Regions from separate parts of the Homo sapiens genome. Here region 2 is linked to region 1. Evidence: chromatin contacts called from ENCODE POLR2A ChIA-PET data. All regions are on one chromosome and are shown on one strand. Each heading gives the region's core, a stretch centred on a gene start or an enhancer-like site at or near the end of the contact. The rest is flanking DNA. Distances are from core to core; before and after follow the strand shown. Region 1 holds the start of RAD52 (RAD52 DNA repair protein). Region 2 overlaps ERC1 (ELKS/RAB6-interacting/CAST family member 1).

Region 1 (7,933 bases), core at 1,914-4,413:
CAACAAAAGTGATGCCTGAACAAAGCTAATCTAAAAGCTTATCTTTTCTCTATAAGATATATCACAGCCTTCAACTTGGAAATGCTAGACAGCACTTCTATTCTTGGAGGCCCCTATAAACAGCAAAATCACCAAAAGCACAAAAATACAAAAAAACATGGCACTACGTATACAGCCAAAATAACACTTATGAACAGTTTTAGAGCTGAAACAGGAAGGCAGAGTGTCACCTTATTTGAACATAGCTGGGAAAGCATACAGTGGGTGACTCAAAATTTTTCACAACTAGTCTCTCCCACAGCTAGCTCAGTTACATTTTTCATACACTCATCTCCAACTACACCGTTTATACTACAAGATAACACGTTTTGGTGTACATTACACAACAGCAATCTCTGACGGTTTCTGCCTCCCTGAGAAGACCAGCACACAAACATTTCTCTGCTTGATACCACGATAATTAACGGCCTGGTAAGTGGTGAACTGAGAATAGAACACTTTAAAAAACACTCCCAGAGGGGCGCAGTGGCTCACGCCTGTAATCCCAACACTTTGGGAGGCCAAGGCGGGAGGATCACCTGAGGTAGGGAGTTCGAGACCAGCGTAACCAACATGGAGAAACCCCTTCTCTACTAAAAATACAAAATTAGCCGGGTGTGGTGGTGCACACCTGTAATCCCAGCTACTCGGGAGGCTGAGGCAGGAGAATCGCTTGAATCCAGGAGGCAGAAGTGGCAGTGAGTCAAGATCTCGCCACTGCAGTCCAGCCTGGGCAACAAGAGCGAAACTCTGTCCCCCCAAAAAAACAACAGACAAACAAAAAAACAAAACTCCCGCCCAGGTGTGGTGGCTCACACCTGTAATCCCAGCACTTTGGGAGGCCGAGGCGGGTGGATCACCTGAGGTCAGGAGTTTGAGACCAGCATTGCCAACACGGTGAAACCCTGTCTCTACTAAAAATACCAAAAATTAGCCTGGCATAGTGGCATGCGCCTGTAAGCCCAGTTACCGAGGAGGCTGAGAGAAACTCTGTCCCCCCAAAAAACAACAGACAAACAAAAAAACAAAACTCCCACCCAGGCGCGGTGGCTCACACCTGTAATCCCAGCACTTTGGGAGGCCGAGATGGGTGGATCACCTGAGGTCAGGAGTTCGAGACCAGCATGGCCAACATGGTGAAACCCTGTCTCTACTAAAAATACCAAAAATTAGCCGGGCATAGTGGCATGCGCCTGTAAGCCCAGTTACCGAGGAGGCTGAGATAGGAGAAGCGCTTGAACCCAGGAGGTGAGGTTGCAGTGAGCCCAGATACGCCATTGCACTCCACCCTGGGCAACAAGAGTGAAACTTCATCTCAAAAAAAAAAAAAAAACAAAAAAAAAACTGCCCTAAACGATACCAGACCTGAGGCCACTGAATTACCTGACCCAACCCAAGAGTTAAATGCTAGTTTCCAAAAACTTAAGTTTTAAATGTCTGTGCCTCAGACTGCGAGTTCTGTGGAGGACTAGACCTAGAAAGCCTAGAAAATCACCAGTATCCATCAAAAATGGAGAAACAAAATGTGGTATATCCACACAATAAATAATTCAGTTATTTAAAAAATGAAGTTGATACATGCTACATACAACATAGATGGACTTTGAATCATGAAGTGAAATAAACCAAACACAAAAGAACAAATATTGTATAATACAGTACTGAGAATGGGTAAATTCATAGATTAGTGCTGCTGGGAGTAGGAGGAAATAATGGGTGTCTGCTAATGGTTTTAAGGTTTCTTTTAGGGATGATAAAAATGTTCTGGAATTAGATAATAGTGGTGATTGCACAACCTTGTGAATATATTAAAACCACTGAATTGCACACTTTAAAAGGGTGAATTTAGACTGGGTGTGGTGGCTCACACCTGTAATCCCTGAACTTTGGAAGGGCGAGGAGTTCGAGACCAGCCTAACCAACATGGTGAAAAATACAAAGTAGCTGGGTGTGGTGGTATGCGCCTGTAATTCCAGCTACTTGAGAGGCTGAAGCAAAGAATCGCTTGAACCCAGGAGGCGGACGTTGCAGTGAGCCGAGACGGCGCCACTGTACTCCAGCCTGGGCAACAGAGCGAGACTATGTCTCCACTTTTTTTTAAAAAAGGGAGTGAATTTAATTGTACGTGAATTATAACTTTTTTTTTTTTGGATGGATTCTCGCTCTGTCCCCCAGGCTGGAGTGCAGTGGTGCGATGTCGGCTTACCGGCACACCTGCCTACTGGGTTCAAGCGATTCTCATGCCTCCGCCTCCCGAGTAGCGGGGATTACAGGCGCCCGCCACCAGGCCTGCCTAGTTTTGTATTTTTAGTAGAGACGGGGTTTCGCTATGTTAGCCAGGCTGGCGTAGAACTCCTGGCCTCAAGCGATCCTCCCGCATCGGCCTTCCAAAGTTCTGGGATTACAGGTGTGAGACGCCGCGCCAGACCTCTATCTCAATGTTATAACAAGGCTCAATACTCAGCTAAAGTGAGCGTCAAATTTTTATTTTTATTTTTTCCCCCGTGACAGGGTCTCGCTCTGTCGCCCGGGACGGAGTGTCGTGGTACGGGTGCGATCTCGGCTCACTGCAGGCTTGACCTCCAGGGAACATGGGGGCATGCCGCCACCATGCCCGGCGTCAAATTCCTTTTAAATCAATCATTTCTTCCCAGCGTCCCCCGCTCCCTGCAACTCAACTTCGTTTAGCTATTAACACAAACTTCAGATTCCCCACGCCTGTCTGCAGGCAGCATCTCCAAGGAAGCGCCACCACGGACACCTGGCTGTCCGCACCGCGGTGGGGTCCCGGCGCGTTGGTGCCAAGTTTCCTGTACCCCGCCTTCCTACCCACCTCTCGGGAGGCCCGGATACTGAGCCCCTCACTGCACTGGTGAACTAGAACAGGCCTCTGGACTCAGCATCTCTACGCTGAGACCTCAGGATCAGGTCCACCGCAGCCCCAGGTTCTCGACCCGGAAGCTGAGCCTTCCCACGCTCCACACCCACGGCTAGAACCACCCCGGGGGAAGCCGCTCTCCTCCCCCACTTACGCGCCTCGGGCAGCGCGCGGTGCACACAGGGAGCTCGATCTAGGCTATGGACAAGGGGAAGAGATCTTAGATGGAGGCCGCGCAGAGGAGAATGGGAAGGGTGCGCGAGCGTCTCTGGGAAGAAGGTCCGAACCCACGCCCAGCGCCGGAGGGGGAAAAAAAAAAACACAGACCAGAGAAGGAACCGTAAATCAAGTCGGAGGGGAAAAGAGCCGCAAAGCCTTCTGCGGCAGCCGTAAAGCAACCTGGAGGCGCGGTGCTGGCTTTTACGTTCTGAGCCGCTCGCCCTGCCGCTTCCCTGCGCGCCCTCTGCCTCCTACTTCCCGCCAGCTTCCCTCGGTCCGCGGCCGTCGGATCTCTGCTGCCCCCTGGTGGGCCTGGCGGTTTCGTCAGGCCTTCAGCGGCTAGTTAGGCCCGGGTGGTTCACACTTCACATGCCCAGTGCCCATTAGGATGCGGGGCCCGCCCACCCATGCACAATTGGGAAAATCTGAGGATGAATGGTTGTCAGAGACCTTCCCAGATTCCGCCCGGGCCGAGGCAGCGGTGGACCTGGTGGTTCTCGCGGCCTCTCACCACCGCCGCGCACATCCAGTCGTCACCGGATGGCGCCTTCGGTTAGCGACGACCGCAGGGAAATGGAGAAGTGCGGCTTGGGGGGCGAAGTCCCCTCTAGAATGTCCCCTGGGGCCGGGCGTGGTGGCTCAGGCCTGTAATCCCACCACTTTGGGACGCCGAGGCGGGCTGATCACGAGGTCAGGAGTTCGAGACCAGCCTGGGCAACATGGCGAAACCCTGTCTCTACTAAAAATACAAAAAATTAGCCGGGCGTGGTGGCGGGCGCCTGTAGTCCCAGCTACTCGGGAGGCTGAGGTAGGAGAATGGCGTGAACCCCGGGGGACGGAGCCTGCAGTGAGCCGAGATCGCCCCACTGCACTCCAGCCTGGGCGACAGAGCGAGGCTCCGTCTCAAAAAAAAAAAAAAAAGTTTTTGTAGCGACAGGGTCTTGCTATGTTGCCCAGGCTGGTCTTGAACTCCTCGCCTCAAGTGATCCTCTTGCCTCAGCCTCCCAAAGTGCTAGGATTACAGGTATGAGCCACTGCACCTAGCCCACTTATCATTCTTTTTGTGGCGAGATATTTTCAACTTACTCTCTTAGAAATTTTGAAATATACAATAAATTATTATTAACTATAGTCACTATGCTGTGCAATAAATCTCAAAATTGTATTCCTCCTGTTTAACTGTTAACTTTGTACCCTGAGACCAACATCTTCATCTCCCCATTATCTCCCCCAGCCCCTTATTCCCCAGCCTCTGGGGAATTTTTAGTAGAGACAGGGTTTCTCCATGTTGGTCAGGCTGGTCTCGAACTCCCAACCTCAGGTGATCTGCTCACCTCAGCCTCCCAAAGTGCTGGGATTACAGGTGTGAGCCACTGTGCCCAGCCAATATTGAGCATTTTTATGAACCTGTTGATCATTTGTATGTCATCTTTTGATAAATGATTTTTTTTTTAAAGAGTCAGGGTCTCAAGCTATCAAGCTGTTGCCCAGACTGTACTGCAGTGCTGCAATCATGGCTCACTGCAACCTCTAACTCCTGGGCTCAAGTGATCCTCCCACCTCAGCTTCCCAGGTAGCTGGGACTACAAGCATATGTCACCACACCTGGCTAATCTAAAATTTTTTTGTAGAGACAAGGTCTTTCTATGTTGTCCAGGCTTTTCACAACTCCTGGCCTCAAGCAATTCTCCTGTCTCAGCCTTCCAAAGCACTGGGATTACAGGTGTAAACCAGTGCACCTGGTGCCCTTTGCCCCCTTTTTAGTCGTGTGATCTGATTTTGCTATGAGTTGTTTGCTTTCTTCACATATTTAGAATAGGATAGTAACCCCTTATTGGATATATGGTTTGCAAATATTTTCTCTCACTCTGTTGTTTTCTTTGTTGTGTCCTTTCATTTCTGATTTTGGTAATTTGTGTCCTCTCCTTTTTTCACTAGTCCAGCTAGATGTTTATTAATTTTACCTGTCTTTTCAAAGAACCAGCTCATGGTTTTATTAATTACTACAATTGTTTTTCCATTTGTTTGTTTCACTGATTTTCATTGTTATCTTCATCACTTCCTTTCTTCTGCTCACTTTAGGTTTACTTTACTTTTCTTTCTTTTTGTTTCTTATGATTTTAACCTTTTTTTGTTTTAAGTAAAGGCATTTAAACTATTAAACTATAAATTTTCCTCTAAGAACTCCTTTAGCTGAATTTTATAAATTCTGAAACATAATTTTTGGGGTAAATGTATTTTAAAGTTACCTACCTGCATGTTATTGTATATATTATATTGTTTTCTTTTTTTTTATGAAAAACTTTTTTTTCTAAGAGACAGCACCTCACTCTGCTGCCCAGGCTATGGTGCAGTGGCACGGTCATAGCTCGCTATAACCTCAAATGCCTGGGCTCAAGTGATCCTCCTGCTTCAGTCTCCTAAGTAGCTAGGATTACAGAGGCTACATGCCCAGCTAAGTAAAAAAACATTTTTTTGGTGGAGGCAGGGTCTTGCTATGTTGCTCAGGCTGGTCTTGAACTCCTAGCCTCAAGCAATTCTCCCACCTTGGCCTCCCAAAGTGCTGGAACTGCAGGTGCATGACACTATGCCTGGCTAATTAAAAAAATTTTTTTTAGAGAGGGGTTCTTACTATGTTTCTCAGGCTTGTCTTAAACTCCAGGGCTCAAGCAATCCTCCTGCCTCAGCCTCCTGAGTAGCTGGGACTACAGGTGCTCACCACCATGCTCAGCTCTAAAAACTACATTTTAAAAATAGTTCCTGCTATTCTTTGTTGTGGGTTGAATTGTGTTCCTCAAAAAGACAGGTAGAAATTATAACCTCCAGTACTTGTGAATGTGACCTTAATTAGAGAGGGGTCTTTGTAGATGTAATCAAGTAGGATGAGGTCATACTCAATTCAGGATAGACCCTCTTCAATATAATTGCTGTTATAAGAAAACAGGCTGGGTTCGGTGCCTCACACCTCCCAACACTTTGGGAGGTCAAGACGAGAGGATCGCCTTGACCAGCCTGGCCAGTTCGAGATCAGCCTGGCCAACACGGTAAAACCCCGTCTCTACTAAAAATACAAAAATTAGCTGGGCATGGTGGTGGGTGCCTGTAATCCCAGCTACTTGGGAGGCTGAGGCAGGAGAATTGCTTGAACCTGGAAGGTGGAGTTTGCAGTGAGCCGAGATATAGTCATTGCACTTGAGCCTGGGCGACAAGAACAAAACTCTGTCTCAAAAGAAAGGGAACGGAAGAGAAGGGAAGGGAGGGGAAGGGGAGGGGAGGGGAGGGGAAGGGGGAAGGGAAAAGGGGAAGGGGAAGGGAGGGGAGGGGGGAGAGGGGGAGGGGAGGGGGAGGGAGGGAAGGGAGACGCCCGGGCCAGGTGGCTCACACCTGTAATCCCAGCACTTTGGGAGGGGGGCGGATCACTTGAGGTCAGGAGTTTGAGACCACCCTGGCCAGCATGTTGAAACCCCGTCTTTACTAAAAATACAAACATTAGCTGGGGATGGTGGCACATACCTTTAATCTCAGCTACTCGGGAGGCTGAGGCAAGAGAATTGTTTGAACCCGGAAGTGGAGGTTGCAGTGAGCCAAGATTGTGCCATTGCACTCCAGCCTGAGCGACAGAGTGAGACTCAGTCTCAAAAAAAATAAAAATAAAAATAAGAAAACAGAGACAAAGACAGAAGGAAGGCAGCCCTCTGAAGATGGAGGCAGAGATTGCAGTCATTATGCCAGAAGCCAAAGAACATGAGGCCACCGGAAACTGGAAGAGGCAAGGAAGTATCCTCCCCTGCTGTGAGAGCAAGCTGTCATTACTTAGTCAAATAAAGTGTATGTCTACGACCCAGTGATTCCACTCCTGTGTACAAAAAGTCCTCATACAATTTACGAAGGGACATACATGAACATATCCACTGTAGTATTATTTACTTCATAACATGGCCGTGCCAAGTTCTTTAATCTGGGACTTAGAGCCTCAAGAACTGAGAGAAGCTAAATTTCTGATGTTTTAAGCCACCCAGTTGTGGTAATTTGTTACAATGGCTTTAGGAAACTAACACAATGTGATTTCTAATCCATCGTGCCTGCCTGCCACAGCATTTCCCATGGTGTACATCCACCATATTTCGCCCATCTACCTTCCCCACTGTGAACATCATAAATAATACTACAGTGAACATATTCCTACATGTTCCTTTATAAACTGTGTGAGAGCGTTCCGTACACACAGCAGTGGAACCGTTGGGTGACAGACGTCTATTTTATTTGCCTGAGTAATGACAGCTTGCTCTCCACCGCCCTTGCATGAGGGTTCCTGTATGTCCACACCCCTGCCAATTCTTGACATCATGCTGATTCACAACTTTCGGCAGTGTAATGAGTGTGAAATGTTATCTTTTTTAAAAAAATTATATTTCTGATTACTAATGATTTTAAGCACTTCCTGTGCATGCTCAGTTTTTGGTTTTCTGGTTTTTTAATTGGCTGTTCATATCATTCACCCATTTCTGTATGTAGTCATTACCTTTTTCTTGTTGATGTGAAGGTATTCTTTGAAATTCTAGATATTAATCTCTTGTCAGATTTTGACTTTGTAAATATCTTCTCTTACTCTGTTAGCTGCTTATTAACTTTGTCCATAGTGTCATTTCCTAAACAGAAATCCTTAAATTTTTTACAATAACAGGCTGGGCGCGGTGGCTCACGCCTGTAATCCCAGCACTTTGGGAGGCCGAGGTGGGTGGATCACTTGAGGTCAGGAGTTTGAGACCAGCCTGGCCAACATGACAAAACCCTGTC
Region 2 (7,933 bases), core at 2,687-5,186, 65 kb after region 1:
AATCCCAGCTATTTGGGAAGCTGAGGCAGGAGAATCGCTTGAACCCGGGAGGAGAGGTTGCAGTGAGCCGAGATCATGCCACTGCATTCCAGCCTGGGTGACAGAGGAAGACTCTGTCTCCAAAAAAAAAAAAAAGAGAAAGGAAATATGATTTTTTTTTTTTTTTTTGACAGAGAGTTTCATTCTTGTTGCCCAGGCTGTAGTGCAATGGCATGATCTCATCTCACTGCAACCTCCACCTCCCAGGTTCAAGTGATTCTCCTGCCTCAGCCTCCTGAGTAGCTGGCATTACAGGTGTGTACCAGCACACCTGGCTAATTTTTTTTTATTATTATTAGAAATGGGTTTTTACCATGTTGGCCAGGCTGGCCTTGAACTCCTGACCTCAGGTGATCCGTCCTTCTTGGCCTCCGAAAGTGCTGGGATTACCGAACCCGGCTGGCTATATGATTTTTGATGCTCTGCAAATTCTTTTCTGAGGTCTTTTTCTTAAGTCTCATCTTCTGGCAGTGTGCCATTCCACCCGTTTCTTGGAGAAGACCAGAAACATGTTTATAATGCGTACCCATGCGTTATATACACAGTGTGTACTAGGAAACCTTACTGCCTTATTTGTGGTAGTTTCAGTAGACCCACTCAGGTCTGAAATAATATTAGGCATTTTACATCCGTATTATTGGAAATAATGAAAAATTTTATATGTGCCAACTGCATTTGGTGATAGCAACTGCAAGTGCTGTGTTGAAAATGACTTTGAGACTAGGTACAAAAGGATGAAGTGTTCACCCTGGAATTACAGTGGCTCTCCTTTTGTTTCTGTTTAAGTCTTCTTAACATTTTTCCTTTTTTTGTTTTTTGAGACAAGGTCTCACTCCGTCACCCAGGCTGGAGTGCAGTGTTGCCATCACCGCTCACTCTCACAGCAGCCTTGACCTTTTGGGCTCAAGCTATCCTCCTACCTCAGCTCCCAAGTAGCTGGGACTACAGGCATGCACCACCATGCCCGGCTAATTAAAAAAATTTTTTTGTAGAGACAGGGTCTCTCCGTATTGCCCAGATTGGTCTCAAACTCCTAGGCTCAAGCGATCTGTCTACCTTGGCCTCCCAAAGTGCCAGGATTACAGGTGTGAGCCACCTTGTTTGGCCAACATTTTCCTTTTTAAATAAGTAGTGTTTACCTGTTTGGAAAATTTTGACAACTATTAGGAAAAAACTAGGTTTCAGCTCATCTTTTGGCTGTGCTTATATTTGCAAAATTGAGAGTATACTGTAGATTAAAATATATTCTTGAAGGCTGGGCACAGTGGCTCATGCCTGTAATCCTAGCAGTTTGGAAGGTCAAGTTGGGCGGATCACCTGAGGTCAGTAGTTCAAGACCAGCCTGGCTGGTTAGCCTAGCTAACATGGTGAAACCCTGTCTCCCCTAAAAATGCAAAAATTAACTGGATATGGTTGCAAATGCCTGTAGTCCCAGCTGCTTGGGAGGCTGAGGCATGAGAATTGCTTGAACCCAAGAGGCAGAGGTTGCAATGAGCGGAGATCACCCCACTGCACTCCAGCATGGGTGACAGAGTGAGACTCTGAAAAAAAAAAAAGCATATCCTTTTTCATTATTGTGTTATAAACGTTTTTTAAATGGCAGACATTGGTTTGTAAATGGTTTTTGTAGGCTTCATGTTAAGTCATAAAGATTTCACTTAAACATTTCTCAATGAAGTGAGTACTAATAAAGCTGGTGTATCTTTATAAACTTTTCTCTACATTTTGGATCATTTGAGTAGATTGGTTTTTCCTGTTCATAGAATTACTGGATCAAAAGATATGTTTTTAAGACCCTTACTGTAACCATTTTCAAACTTGCTGCTTCTCAGATACTTTTATTATTTTTGGGAAGAAACAAATACTTACTGGGTTCCTATAATTTTTCACTTAAACCCTTTTAAACTTATGATATGCTTCAGACATGCAAAAAGATACAGAGAATGATGTAATTAATATCTGTGTATCTACCACCTAGCTTAAGAAATAAACAGTCACAGACTTAAAATTCCTGTGCAGCTCTTCCTGATTATAAATGTCTGTATTTACCAACAGTGATGTGGATATTTAATCTTTTTTTTTTTTTTTTTTTTGAGACAGAGTCTTGCTCTGTCAACAGGCTGGAGTGTTGTGGCGTGATCTTGGCTCCCTGCAACCTCCACCTCCTGGGTTCAAGCTATTCTTCTGCCTCAGCCTCCCAAGTAGCTGGGACTACAGGCCCAGCTAATTGTATTTTTAGTAGAGACGGGGTTTCACCATGTTGGCAAGGATGGTCTCGATCTCCTGACCTCGTGGTCTGCCTGCCTTGGCCTCCTGAAGTGTTGGGATTACAGGCGTGAGCCACTGCTCCCGGCTGATATTTAATCTTAACCATTAATTCAGGTCTGCGTCCAAGATCTTTTGGACCAGAATTCAGAATTTTTTTCAGATTTTTAGAGAGATGACATGCATATATTATATATAAGCTAACTTTTCAAGTATGTTTTGGGAATGGTCCCTAATTTCTTCATTAAACACTTTGGGATTACTGACCCAGTCCAGGTCTGGTTTTACTATCATATTAGTTATAAATTTTTGGATTTTTAGACATTTTTGTTATTCAGTCTTGTGAATAGACGTTTGTGAACAGGTACATCTGTTTTACTTTGTTCAGCTTAATCACTGGTAGAATTTGTTGAACTTTGTGTTGAGCTGATCACGATGTAGTATGAGATGTATAAAATGCAAGGTAACATAATTTTATGTCCAAACAATTTAATATTTTAGGATTTTATGAAATCAGGTTATCAGTGAGCACTAGAGTCGTTGGGGAAGGCTACACAACCTAGAACTTGACTTGTTTCAACTAAGTGGCGCAGATTGCTGTTACAACTGGAGAACAACTATGATTAACAACCTTGTGTTTATTTCTAAGTATCTAGCTTGACAAAATATTTGTCATGATGAGAACTTTGAGAGAACTTATAATTAACTTGATTAATTGATAAGAATTATTAAAAACTGCAGTTAACTTGATTGTAAACTGAGTTACCCTTCCATTAAAAAAAGGCGAAATAGTAACTGACAAGTGTTAAGATTGCTCGTTTACAATTGATGTGTCATTGCTGCTCCAAGCAGAGGTGGCCTTTCAGATAGGTATGCTCTGAAACAGTGCTGCTTTAGCCACACTGTCGTGTAGTTTTAGTCTCTAGTCAGTATTGGAGAATCAGATTAAGGTTATACAACTAGATGCGTAGTGTTAGCAGACTTAATACATTTTAGTTACATGCTGAGTGTAGAGGCAGAGAAATCTGTGCCTTCATTAACTTGTAGATTTATTTTCTTTCTGTCTTTCTGTCTGTCTGTCTTTGGGTCTGTCTGTCTTCCTTTGTCACCCAGGCTGGAGTATAGTGATGTGATCATAGGTCGCTGCAGCCTTGAACTCCTGGGCTCAAGCTGTCTTACTGCTACAGCCTCCCAAGTAGCTAGGGCTAAAGATGTGTGCCACCACACCTGGCTAATTAAAAAAAAAGTTTTTTGTGGAGACGAGGTCTTGCCGTGTTGCCCAGGCTGATCTGAAGTGATCCTTTCGCCTTGGCTTCCCGAAGTGTTGGGATTATAGGCATAAGCCATGTGCCTGGTGATTTTTTTTTTTTTTAAACTTCCTGCTACTTACAGAGATATTAGCAATCTGTCTATGCCTAGCCCATTAATTGCTGTGTAAATTAGTGCCGAATGGTTGTGGAGGTCTTTATTTAAACCTGTAGTTTATAATGAGACTTAAAAAAATGTAAGTTTTTTTTTTTGTTTGTTTTTGAGACAGGGTTTCACTCTGTTTCCCATGCTGGGATGCAGTGGTGTGTTCTTGGCTCACTGTAGCCTCTGCCTCTGGAGTTCAAGCAATTCTTATGACTCAGCCTCCTGAGTAGCTGAGATCATAGGCGTGTGCCATCATGCCTGGCTAATGTTGGTATTTTTGGTAGAGACGGGGTTTCACCATGTTGCCCAGGCTGGTCTCGAACTCCTGAGCTCAGGAGATCCACCCATCTTGGCCTCTCAAAGTGTTGGGATTACAGGCCTGAGCCACCACACCAGGCCAAAAAAAGTAAAGTAATACACACTCACTATAAAAAGAAAATGGAACAGAGAAGAAAAGTATGTAAGTAAGGAAAAAGGTGATTCCATCTGGTCTTTCAGAAATAGGCTTTTACCGTACAAATCATTTCTGTGTATATACAAACATACGTGTATATATCCTTTGTACACAAATGAGATTGCCTCGTAAGCATTCTTCTGTAACCTGGTTTTTTTCCCACTTCACAATATGTTTTTGCATGTCAGATCTATATCTTAGATATAGATATTTACTTAATTTTTTTTTGTTTTTGTTTCTTTTTCCTTTTTTTGAAATGAAATCTCACTGTCACCCAGGCTGGAGTGCAGTGGTGCAATCTCAGCTCACTGCAACCTCCGTCTCCCAGGTTGAAGTGATTCTCCTGCCTCAGCCTCCCAAGTAGCTGGGATCACAGGTGTGCGCCACCATGCCTGGCTAATTTTTGTATTTTTAGTAGAGATGGGGTTTCACCATGTTGGCTAGGCTGGTCCCGAACTCCTGATCTCAAGTGATCTGCCCTCCTTGGCCTCCCAAAGTGTTGGGATTACAGGCATGACCTACTGTGCCCTGCCTCTTTTTCTTTCTTTTTTTTTTTTTGAGACAGTCTTGCTCTGTTGCCCAGGCTGGAGTGCAGTGGCATGATCTTGGCTCACTGCAACCTCTGCCTCCGGAGTTCAGGCAATCCTCTCACCTGAGTAACTGGTACTACAGGCACACACCACCTTGCCCAGGTAAGTTTTGTATTTTGGTAGAGACAGGAATTCACCATGTTGTCCAGGCTGGTCTTGAACTCCTGACCTCAAGTGATCTGCCCACCTCAGCCTTTTAAAGTGCTGGGATTACAAGTATGAGCCACCATGCCTGGCCATTGTTTTTCTTTTCTTTTTTTTAAATTAGGATTGCCTGAAAGAAATTTTTTTTAAACAGCAGCATTGTCTTTTGTAGTTGAGAGATACATAAATTTATTCAACTAATCTCTTTGGAAATTTAAGCGGTCTCCTTGCTGGTACAAACAATGCAATAATTGAATATCATTGCACATTATGTCCTTGAACCTGTGAAAATATATTTTATGGAGAATATTTTTTAAAGTGAAACTTCTAGTTCAACAATGTGCACATTTTAAATTTTGATAGATTGTGCCAAATTGTACCTCAGTGGGATTTTAAATTTTTGGTTTATTGTTCATCTTTTCACAGGGAGCCTAGGATAGCAGCATATTTCTCGTCCCTAGTAATATTTATAACCCTTTAAGAAAATGAACAGGATCTTTAAACATGTTGAAATACAGTATTAAAAATATTTGACTCGTTGATGAGCATAACCCCATTACATCAGGTTGTACTAGTAATTTTGAGATTTATGTGAGAATTTCACATATAATTATTTAAATAGCTAATGGGTGGTATATTACATCAGGTTACATCAGGTTGGACTAGTAATTTTGAGATTTATGTCAGAATTTCACATATAATATTTAAATAGCTAATGGGTGGTATATTACATCAGGTTGGACTAGTAATTTTGAGATTTATGTCAGAATTTCACATATAATTATTTAAATAGCTAATGGGTGGTATATTACATCAGGTTGGACTAGTAATTTTGAGATTTATGTCAGAATTTCACATATAATTATTTAAATAGCTAATGGGTGGTATATTACATCAGGTTGGACTAGTGATTTTGAGATTTATGTCAGAATTTCACATATAATTATTTAAATAGCTAATGGGTGGTATATTACATTTTCTGGTTCAACTTACAAATATAGCACATCTGTGTTAGCCTAGTCCATTATAGTTAGTTTGAAGTAAACTGCTGTGTTGCTATTAAAGAATTTTTTTGCTTTCATTTGTCTTAATGATATTTGGTGTTCCTTTGGAGACTCAGTTCATAAAGAGCTATTATTATTTTTCTAATCTATGAGGAGAGTGAGAGATTGCTGTCTGCAGTTGCATGTTATGCTCGTAGCTATTTGTGGGAAGAGTGAGAATTAAAGGCTAACATATAATCATTGTGGGTAGAAGTATTTTTATTTTTAGACTTCTGAGTATAATGGATTTCTGTGGGGTGAGGCGAGACTGGGGCTGTTTTTCTCTCACAGTATGTATATAACCATTGGGATCAGTGCTTTTCTTTTCTTTTTTTTTTTTTTTTTGATTTTTTTGGATACACTGTTTCACTCTGTCACCCAGGCTGGAGTGCAGTGGTGCGATCTCGATCTCGGCTCACTGCAACCTCCGCCTCCTGGGTTCAGGCAATTCTCCTGCCTCAGCCTCCCAAGTAGCTGGGTTTACAGGCGTGTACCACCATGCCTGGCTAAGTTTTGTATTATTAGTAGAGATGGGGCTTCACCATGTTAGCCAGGCTGGTCTCAAACTCCTGACCTCAAGTGATCTGCCTGCCTTGGCCTCCCAAATTATTGGGATTATAGGCGTGAGCCACCGTGCCCGGCTTCAGTGCTTTTCTTAGGGAAAAATGATTCTGGAATTTTTGAATATTTTTATTTATTATTTTTTTGAGATGGAATCTTGCTCTGTCACCCAGGCTGGAGTGCAGTGGCATGATCTCGGCTCACTGCAGCCTCCACATCCTGGGTTCAAGTGATTCTCCTGCCTCAGCCTCCTGAGTAGCTGGGGTTACAGGTATGTGCCACCACGCCCAGCTAATTTTTGTATTTTTAGTAGAGACGGGGTTTCACCATGCTGGTCAGGCTGATCTCAAACTCCTGACCTCAGGTGATCCACCCGCCTCAGCCTCCCAAAGTGCTGGGATTACAGGCATGACCCACCATGCTCGTCCTGAATATTCTTTGTGTTTTTTTCTGACAGGCTTTGTGATGTGAATAGTAGTGAATTGATAGTGAAACTGTATTGTTAATAAACACATAATTTAAGATAAGCCAGATTTCTGGTAATATTCTTCTCAGAATTAGATTTTAGGAAATTTCTCTAAATGTAAATCCTGGAAAGCTTGCAGAGATTTAAATGTTGTTCTGGTATTTTTTTTTTTTTTTTTTTTGAGACGGTGTCTTGCTCTGTCACCTAGGCTTGGAGTACAGTGGCACAGTATCTGCTCACTGCAACCTCCACCTCCCGGGTTCAAGCGATTCTCATGCCTCAGCCTCCCAAGTAGCTGGGACTAGAGGCGTGCGCTATCACACCCCGCTAATTTTTGTATTTTTCGTAGAGATGGAGTTTCACCATATTGGCCAGGCTGGCCTCGAGCTCCTGGTCTCAGGTGATCTGCCCGCCTCAGCCTCCCAAAGTGCTAGGATTACAGGCGTGAGCCACCATGCCCAGCCCATCTGGTATTTTTAAAAAACTCAAAATATAGGGTACAAAATTCATCTTAAGTGCTTGGTACATCTTTAGCTTGGTAGGTCTCTGACATAGAGTTTAATAGAGATTTTTTTAGTATTGAGAACCCATTTGTCCCCACAGACATATTTTCTGCGTGTGATTGCTCTGTGTGTATGTGAATTTTTAATTTCTTTCTTAGATGAGAGGCATTAGTCTGTTTTTGAGCTTATGCCATCTTCTTGGAATTAAGATTTAGCTACAGAAGTTTGTATTCTTATTAATGCAGGAAGAACAGTTTTTTAAAAAATTGAAATCTTGCCCATTTAGTTAATTATTTTCAGGGGATAGATGACAAAAGTAAATTGCAAGACATGTACAGAAGGAGGTTGTCAGTTCATGGAATTTGTTTTATTTATTTATTTTTATTCAGAGTCTCACTCTGTTGCCCAGGCTGGAGTGCAGTGGCATGGTCTCAGCTCACTGCAACTTCCACCTC

What was found. ChIA-PET counts read pairs that join two places held with the same protein, here RNA polymerase II (POLR2A).
Region 2: POLR2A ChIA-PET joins it to region 1 with 6 read pairs in A673. The contact joins the enhancer-like site here to the promoter of RAD52 in region 1. POLR2A ChIA-PET finds 5 or more read pairs at or near these places in 8 of 52 experiments (A673, BJ, H1 and 5 more).

Annotation. Positions count from the first base shown.
Region 1 is chr12:946,531-954,463 of GRCh38, forward strand. It overlaps RAD52 (RAD52 DNA repair protein), which reads right to left and starts at 3,164. Exons shown (of 12, transcript NM_134424.4): 1 at 3,072-3,164. RefSeq lists enhancers at 2,336-2,994, 2,487-2,566, 2,995-3,653, 3,117-3,386.
Region 2 is chr12:1,010,360-1,018,292 of GRCh38, forward strand. The region is part of intron 1 of ERC1 (ELKS/RAB6-interacting/CAST family member 1); the gene reads left to right. Among named protein-coding and RNA genes, the nearest start is that of ERC1, 23 kb to the left of the region's middle. Within about 2 kb of position 3,937, at least 4 of the 41 ENCODE cell types and tissues checked have a DNase peak (open chromatin) inside an H3K27ac peak, as active enhancers do; they include A673, where a contact is called at or near this core.